Linked DNA regions of Homo sapiens: region 2 is linked to region 1. The links are chromatin contacts, found by Hi-C in ENCODE. All regions are on one chromosome and are shown on one strand. The core of a region is the stretch at or near the end of the contact, and the rest is flanking DNA. Distances in the headings are between cores, read along the strand shown.

The links. Hi-C counts contacts between places; a loop is a spot of excess contacts on that map. Pooled maps may share reads with other maps.
Region 2: a loop to region 1 is called in a map with no recorded cell type, with 3 times the contacts of the local background. The contact joins two enhancer-like sites. A Hi-C loop is called at or near these places in 3 of 37 single-sample maps with no recorded cell type and 1 of 50 pooled maps.

Annotation. Positions count from the first base shown.
Region 1 is chr11:86,114,270-86,118,096 of GRCh38, forward strand. No RefSeq gene overlaps it. Among named protein-coding and RNA genes, the nearest start is that of PICALM, 47 kb to the left of the region's middle. RefSeq lists an enhancer at 2,021-2,490. Within about 2 kb of position 1,867, at least 5 of the 41 ENCODE cell types and tissues checked have a DNase peak (open chromatin) inside an H3K27ac peak, as active enhancers do.
Region 2 is chr11:88,355,099-88,358,925 of GRCh38, forward strand. All of the region lies in intron 1 of LOC101929174 (a long non-coding RNA gene), which reads left to right. Among named protein-coding and RNA genes, the nearest start is that of CTSC, 19 kb to the left of the region's middle. RefSeq lists a cis regulatory region at 2,450-2,655. Within about 2 kb of position 2,578, at least 3 of the 41 ENCODE cell types and tissues checked have a DNase peak (open chromatin) inside an H3K27ac peak, as active enhancers do.

The DNA.
Region 1 (3,827 bases), core at 617-3,116:
GTTCATTTCAACTACATTGTACTTTTTTCTCCTATCTCATTAACCTGCACACCATGCTCATTTGCACTCAGAGCCTTTGGATTGCTGTTCCTTCTACCTGATGTGGTTTTCCCCAGGCCTTCTCATAGCTGTGTCCTCATAATCCAAGTTTCAGCTTAGTTATCATCTCCTCAGAGGAGCCTTTCTATCCCTCCTCTCCCTATTAAACGTTTTAGAATTACATAAATTTTTAAAAATTATGTGCATCTATTCCAGCTTTCTTTTGATTAGTAAAGATTTAAAAAATAGAATTATGTGCATCCATTTTTTCTTTCTTTTTTTTTTTTTTTTTTAGACAATATCACTTTGTCACCCAGGCCGGAGTGCAGTGGCATGATCTCGGCTTACTACAACCTTTGCCTCCCAGCTCAAGCAACTCACATGCCTCAGCCTCCCAAGTAGCTGGGACTGCAGGCGTGTGCCACCTCACCTGGCTAATTTTTGTGTTTTGTTTTTAGTAGAAATGGGGTTTTGCCTTGTTACCCAGGCTGATCTCAAACTCCTGGCCACAAGTGATCTGCCCACCTTGGACTCCCAAAGTGCTGCGATTACAGGCATAAGCCACTGCACCTGGCCAGTGTGCATCTATTATTTTGATATTTTAAGTTAAAGTAAAAACAAATATATAAATAAAATAGCCTCTCTAGTCACTATTATATCACTTTGCTTAGTTTTCTCCATTGAAGAAATTATCTCAAATTATTTTCTTTATGTGTCTACTTGTGTATCCTGTGTTTCTCACTACAATGTAAGCTACATTAAAGAGGGGATTTGCTTTAGTGACCCCAAGACTGCTAACCTCATGTCCTATCATGTATCCCAGCACCTTCAAAGTCTTTTGTACATTGTAGACTCTCAATAAATATTTGTTAAATGAGTAGATTTCAGTTATCCAAGAGACAGGCAGTGTTCTTTTGGCTGATGCTTATATGCATTCACTTGAAAAGAGTATTGTAACAAAATTTGTTCAAGTTGGATTTTGTTTGCATATTAAGATACTACTGCTGATACCCATGCATATGGAATGGGTCTTTGATACAAGTGAGAAATTGCCAACACTCATTTACAGCCTATTAATAAATGGGCTTTATCCTATAGATTAGTATCTATGTCCCTGTCAACATGGCAGTGGTAAAGTTCACATCAAAGTAAAAATTGAAAAACAAAATTAATGTTAATTTGGATTTAAAAGCTCATACCTGAGTTCTGCTTTCAAGGCAGTGAGGAACTGTGGGGAACTGTCTGGAACTGTTGATGCTGCAGGTGAAGCTAGAACATGAGAATGCTATAGGCTGGTTTGTAGCACAATGAAAATGGAAGAATAAGAGGTAAGGCCAGTTGCCCGGAGACTCCAAATAAGAAACATGGTTATGAGGAAGTGGTTTAGAATTAGGGCTTTGAAAAATAATAGCTGTCATTGATTGAGTGCCTACTATGTGTGAGGCCATTCTCCATAATCCTTACGGAAACTCCTAAGCTAGGTATTATCTCTCCATTTTACAAATGAGTAAGCTGAAGTTCAGGAGGTTAAATGACTGCCAAACCATACAGTTATGTAAAAAGTGGAGCAATGATTTAAACTAGATTTTTCAAATCCTAAAGCTGACATGCTTTCCACTGTACCACAATGTCTTCCTTTGTACTGGTGCACTCCATTTATTTCTGTGATTCCTGACACCAATTTTAGGGCCTGGGACAGCATCCTAATGGAATCATGCCTAGCTGGATAGCAAATGCCTCTGCTGCCAGTAGAGGGGCAACTTAAGAGAAAGGTCCAAGCCAAATTGGATCCAAGAGTTTCTGACTAAGCAGGTTTCAAACCTCCTGCTCACACCTCTTCCTCCTCACTTTCTTTCCCAACATCCTCCCACGGCTCACCTCTACCTCTGTCCACTGGAGACACCATCCTCCAGGTGCTAATAAGAAAGCTACTCTGACCATGGAAAAAGGGAAAGAGGCAGCTCAGCAAAATCACTGCTGAGAGCCTGGGCAGGCTTAGGCAATGTGATCTGAAGAGCTGAAGTGTGCAGCCCACAGAGAGAAAGAATTGGATAAAATACAAAACTAAAGAAGAGGATAAACCTAAGAGGAAAATCTTCCTGACAGAGATGAATTAGTTACGGGACTAACTCCGCAAAGGAAGAGATTGGGCTCCGTTCCCTGAGGCTCCCTGAGCAGAAACCATGTTACAGAGAACAAGTAGGGGGGTTGTGGTTAGCAGGGACATCAATGACTAATAGGTGCTTTCCACCTCTGAGTTTTATGAAGATGAGTGGAGTCTTTTTGAATAGAGAAAGAAATGAAAATAATAATTAACATGGAGAGATGGGGCTGACTAAAGCATGGCAAAGATAAACAGGAATGAGGCTGTTGGCCCTCGTAGTGAGTGTGGAAAATCATTTCTTCCAATTGGGAGAGGCAGAGGTGATCAGTTCAGAGGTTTAAATTCAGAGTCCAGGCTCTGTCACTTACTGATTATCTGAGCAAATTAGTTAGCCTTTCTAAGCTACAAAATAGGAAAAATACACTATTTTTCAGATTATTTCTCACTGCAGATTAGGAGTAATGCCATTGAAAAGGTTCTTATGAAGATTAAATGAGACAACTCATGTAAACAACAGTATCTACTTAGCATGAAGTAAGCACTCAAATGACAGTAATTATTATTGGAATATGGCTTCGTGTGGAGGGGGAAATAGAGCTGGGCAATTATTATCAAGGTCACCATATGGGGATAATTTTTCCCTTTGGACTTAATGATGGCATCTCCTTGGTTTAATTATTTGCTGTGTTGGTAGCTCACATCCTCTCTACTGACTTGGCTTTCAGCTCACGGGAAGATGAAGCCCAAATACAATAGATACCAAGGCAAGCTTGCCAAAGAGCAGCTCAACCCATACTGGTACTCTGAGTCATTCTAAGGATAAAGCCGCCTCTCCATGGAGAAGGATATTGTACACAGGAGATAATACTAATGACACCGTCCATTTACTTAGTCTCTTACAGTTTACAAAGCACTCTTACCTGGGAAGGGTTACTATCTTCATTTTATAGATGAGGAAACAGAGACTTAGAGAGGTGAAGCAACTTGATTAAGGTTGCATAGATAATTGGTTGTGAGGATTCACTCCCAGCTCCTCTGACATCATGTCTGGGGGCTCTTTTATACCACAAGATGCTGCAGGGAACATGAACAGGTACCAGATTAGGAGGCTAGTTGCTTTCAATCATAAAAACAGTGAATTTAGGAACAGGAAGAAGCTTTCAGATGACCTAATACTGTGGTTTTAGATTGTGTCCAGGGGTCTAGTAGGCGGTGGAGGGAGCCAAGCAGGAGGCGGGATCAGCTTTTATCAATTAAATTCATCAGATTTTAATTTGATGAAATTAAAAAGAAAAAGAAAGTTGGAAAAACCTAATCTAGTTCAACTAACTGTCTCATTTCCCCAAGAAGGATATTGAGGCCCAGAAGGGTTAAGTAACTTATCCAAATCAGAGCTAAGACTAGCATAGCACTCAGTCCTCAGTCACCTGCATATTTGATAAGCATGTCATAAATGTCCTCATTCTCCAAATATTTTCCTTTGATTACCTCAAGCAAGTCACTTACATGTAATAATCAAATCATTGAAGAGAAATTAGCTCTGGTGTGAGTCTCTTCTGATGACACCATGTGACCTTGGAATAGTCGATTGATCTCTGGACCCTCAGCTTTTCTATAGGTAAAATGGGGATCATAATTTCTGTCTAGACTCTCAGTGGGGCTGTTGTGATGAATGTAAAAGAAA
Region 2 (3,827 bases), core at 1,328-3,827, 2.2 Mb after region 1:
GTTGTGTATGCCAACAGCATTTAAAGTCAAGGAAAGAACATGTTGAAAAGGTCTATAGAAATTTGAGGAAGTGTGAATAATCCAGAATAGCTAAAACCATGAGTGGTGGAGAAGAGGTGAAAGATTATAGTTATGAAAACACATTGTGACATGGCTAGTGAGAATACAACATGGTTTGAACATTTTGGAAAGCATTTTGGTAAAATGAAATAAGAATCTCAAATAATCTTTTTAGCATTTTATTAGATAATTTCACATCTGCACAGCTATCCTATTAAAAATAATATAATACACAGACAAAATTAAGAACAATGATGTTTATTAATGTATATTTGTAGTAGAGAAAAACAGAAAATTATATAGGTGTGGGCAAAAAATTACAGTTTGTGTAAATGAGGAAATATTTATAGCTAATAAAAATCTGTACATGGAGTTCATAATAATAGAAAATATTTATTTAATAATATTAAAAGAAAGAAGGAGAGGACAAGGCAGACATGGGCCCAGGTAAATAATAATCACTCCATGAATCTCTGTCACAATTGAGGAACTCTCAGATGAGGATATCCTAATTTTATACAGGGATTTCTGGCAAACCTCTCCACCTCTCCTCTGGAAAAGACAATATCTTGATTATGCCGGATTGTCTCCAGGAAGGAGATGGAAACATCTCATCTTTGATATCCTGGTCAGCAAATAAATCTGTCCTCTGACCTGTAAGGAGAGACCATTTCTAGCTTCCAAGAAGCTCTTTGCTATGGGAACAACCTTGAAAAAACAGCCTAACACAAGATCTATAGAAATGCCATGGAGAAATGCCTCTCCAAAGTCCTATTTTTTTTAACTTTTAAATTTTTTTTTTACTGTAAATATTTTTTAATGTTTTAGAAAGGGTTACTATTATGAGCACATGACATTCATTATGGTGGGAAAAACAGAAAGTTGGCTACGTAGTGACTTGAGTTTCTTCCTGCCTCATAAATGTCAGCTAACCTAGGAAAGTTTCTGACACTAGTTAGATGTAGCAACTTCTCTGAGCCGTTTCCATTAAATGACAGCTCAAGACATACTCTGTCTAAACTTGAATCTACTTTAAATTATATGATTTAGTTATTCCATGTAGCAGGGGCAAAAACCCAAACCTACAATTGAATGAATAATTGAAATTACTTAATTTAAAGGAAATTTCCCAGTCATAATATTAACAGTATATAGTTTAATTACTTGAGTCAAGTGATCCAATACATTATGCGCAGAAAGACCTTTATAAATATATTTTAAAATAAAGTTCAAGTAGTTTGACTCTATGCACATGTTAATTCCACAGAATATTTCTGGAACAAAAACAGAACTTGCAGTTTTGAAGATAAATGTTAAAAAAGTGTGATAAAAATTACTGGATAGTTAAACATAAGAGGCAAGGAAACTATAAAGTTCAAGAATATGTAGCTTATTTTCTCCATTCAAATCCAGTATGATGTCCTCAATTTGTAAGATGTTATGCAAAGAATATTGTCTCAAAATTACATTAGAGAAATAACTTTAGCGTTAGAAGACCTAACTTTGGCAGCTGCTTACTAAATGTATTATCTTGCGTAAATTCTCTGAGGTTTAGATATTCTCATAATAAAACAAAGATAATTCTTGGCTGGGAGCGGTGGCTCACGCCTGTAATCCCAGCACTTTGGGAGGCCGAGATGGGCAGATCACGAGGTCAGGAGATCCAGACCATCCTGGCTAACACGGTGAAACCCCGTCTCTACTAAAAATACAAAAAATTTAGCCGGGCGTGGTGGCGGGCCCTTGTAGTCCCAGCTATTCGGGAGGCTGAGGCAAGAGAATGGCTTGAACCTGAGAGGCGGAGCTTGCAATGAGCCGAGATGGCGCCACTGCACTCCAGCCTGGGGGACAGAGTGAGACTCCGTCTCAAAAAAAAAACAAAAAAAAAACAAAAAAAAAAACCCAAAGATAATTCTCACCTTAAAGAGCTGTTGTCAGGATCACATGTGATGATATATGTGAAACTATTTTGTAAACTGTAAGATTTATAATAGAAATGTAAAGGTTTATTACTACTAAACTGAGTGGTAGTGACTTTAATACGCAGAATATGATAAAGGCTGTGAGTTTTAAATACAGTGTGAGGAGAGCATGAAGAAGGGAACCATTAATTCTTCTAAAGGCAAGGAAGAGATTTGAATCTGAGGAGGAGAGGTTATAGCTAGTCTGTGATGGTGCAGATGTTTTGCTTTTAGAGTAAGAGCAAGAGTGAGAACTAGAGCTAGTGAGCAAGAGAGAGAAGGAGAAGATGAAAGAGAGACAGAGAGAGACAGAAAAAGAGAAACTGACTTAGGTAGGGTGACTTAGCAGAGGGAAAAATTTGGCAAAGAGATGAAAGTTTCTATTTTGTTTGCATAAAGTTTCAATGTGACAAAACAGTGAAATTTAGCTTAGGGGTAGCAATTTTTCTACTAGTTTATCACTGATGTCTGAAATTTCACTTTTATGATGAATTCCTTTGGGTCATTGAGAAAGCCCTCCCTGTTATACCAAGAATGCTTAGTCATTCCTTCTTCTGTACAACAGCTACACAGCGTACCTGCTTTCATCACCATATTGACTGCATGCTTCATTTAATTTATTTATTTGTCTGCCTTCCTTAGCATCTTTATAGGTGGTGGGCATGGCAGGAAGGTCCTGTAATTGACACTATTCAGGTTTAGAATAGGCTTCAATAAATATTTATTGAATGTAATTGCCTGTGGTTAAAATACAAACACTTCTGAGAACTGTAACAAAATACGCGTCATCAAAGTTAGCTAAGATTATTTTTCCCACAAAAATCCCTTAGGGATACTAGAAAAAGTGGTAAAAGATTTGAATTTATACAAAGCCCAGAGAGAACATCACAGTAGGAGGGCCCTGGGCCCTGAAGTGTGGGAGGTTTCCAGAGATTAAGAAAAAAGGAAAGGAGAAACATAGAAAAATAAAAAACCTTCATCCTCTTCATATTTTTTCTAAGAATCTGCTCTCCCAACCTTCAAGAAATTCATAGTTCTTTTGAGAAGAAAAGAGTAGCAAGCAGAAAACAATAAACAAGGAAGAACTTTATATCCGGGTTTTCCAAATTCAGACCATGTGAAGTTGATTTATGGAGTGGAGGAAGCAAAATGCATCAAAGACACATATTAATCAGTAGTATGTCTTCTATTCATGCATGACTTTCTCATATGTGCATATTAATAGACCCTGTTGCGATTAATAAAATACAAGTTATATAAGATAATTCAGAGCTATTTAATCAAAATATATGTTATTTAGCAACTAACTATAAAGGTAGTACTACCAAGTTGGGGAAAATGGAAGTTGTCATTGATAAACAATTTTTGTTTGAATAATTTAAAATGAAAATGTGGGAAGGACTACTGCACACCAGCTTTGAAAGACTGCTTTTGGCATTTCCTACCTCTGAGTCGTGAAAACTGATGTCAGGCCACACTCTACCATTAACTAGCTGGTCATTTGGGGAAAACCACTTTTTCTCACCAAGTCTTTGACTTAATTTTTCTGTGCTAGTAAAATGTGGATTAGAATAATCAAGAAAGAATATTTTATAATTGTGAAAAGTATTTGAATGAGATTCAGGCATGATAATTCCCCCGTATAAAGATTCACCAAAATTCCAGCGATGTGAAATTTGGTTATTTGAATTTCAGAAGAAAGGAGAGAAAACTGCTTTTATCAAACACCTGCTATTTCAGATATTTTGAATTACCTTAAAAATATAATCCTCATAGGCTGGGCGCAGCGGGTCATGCCTGTAATCC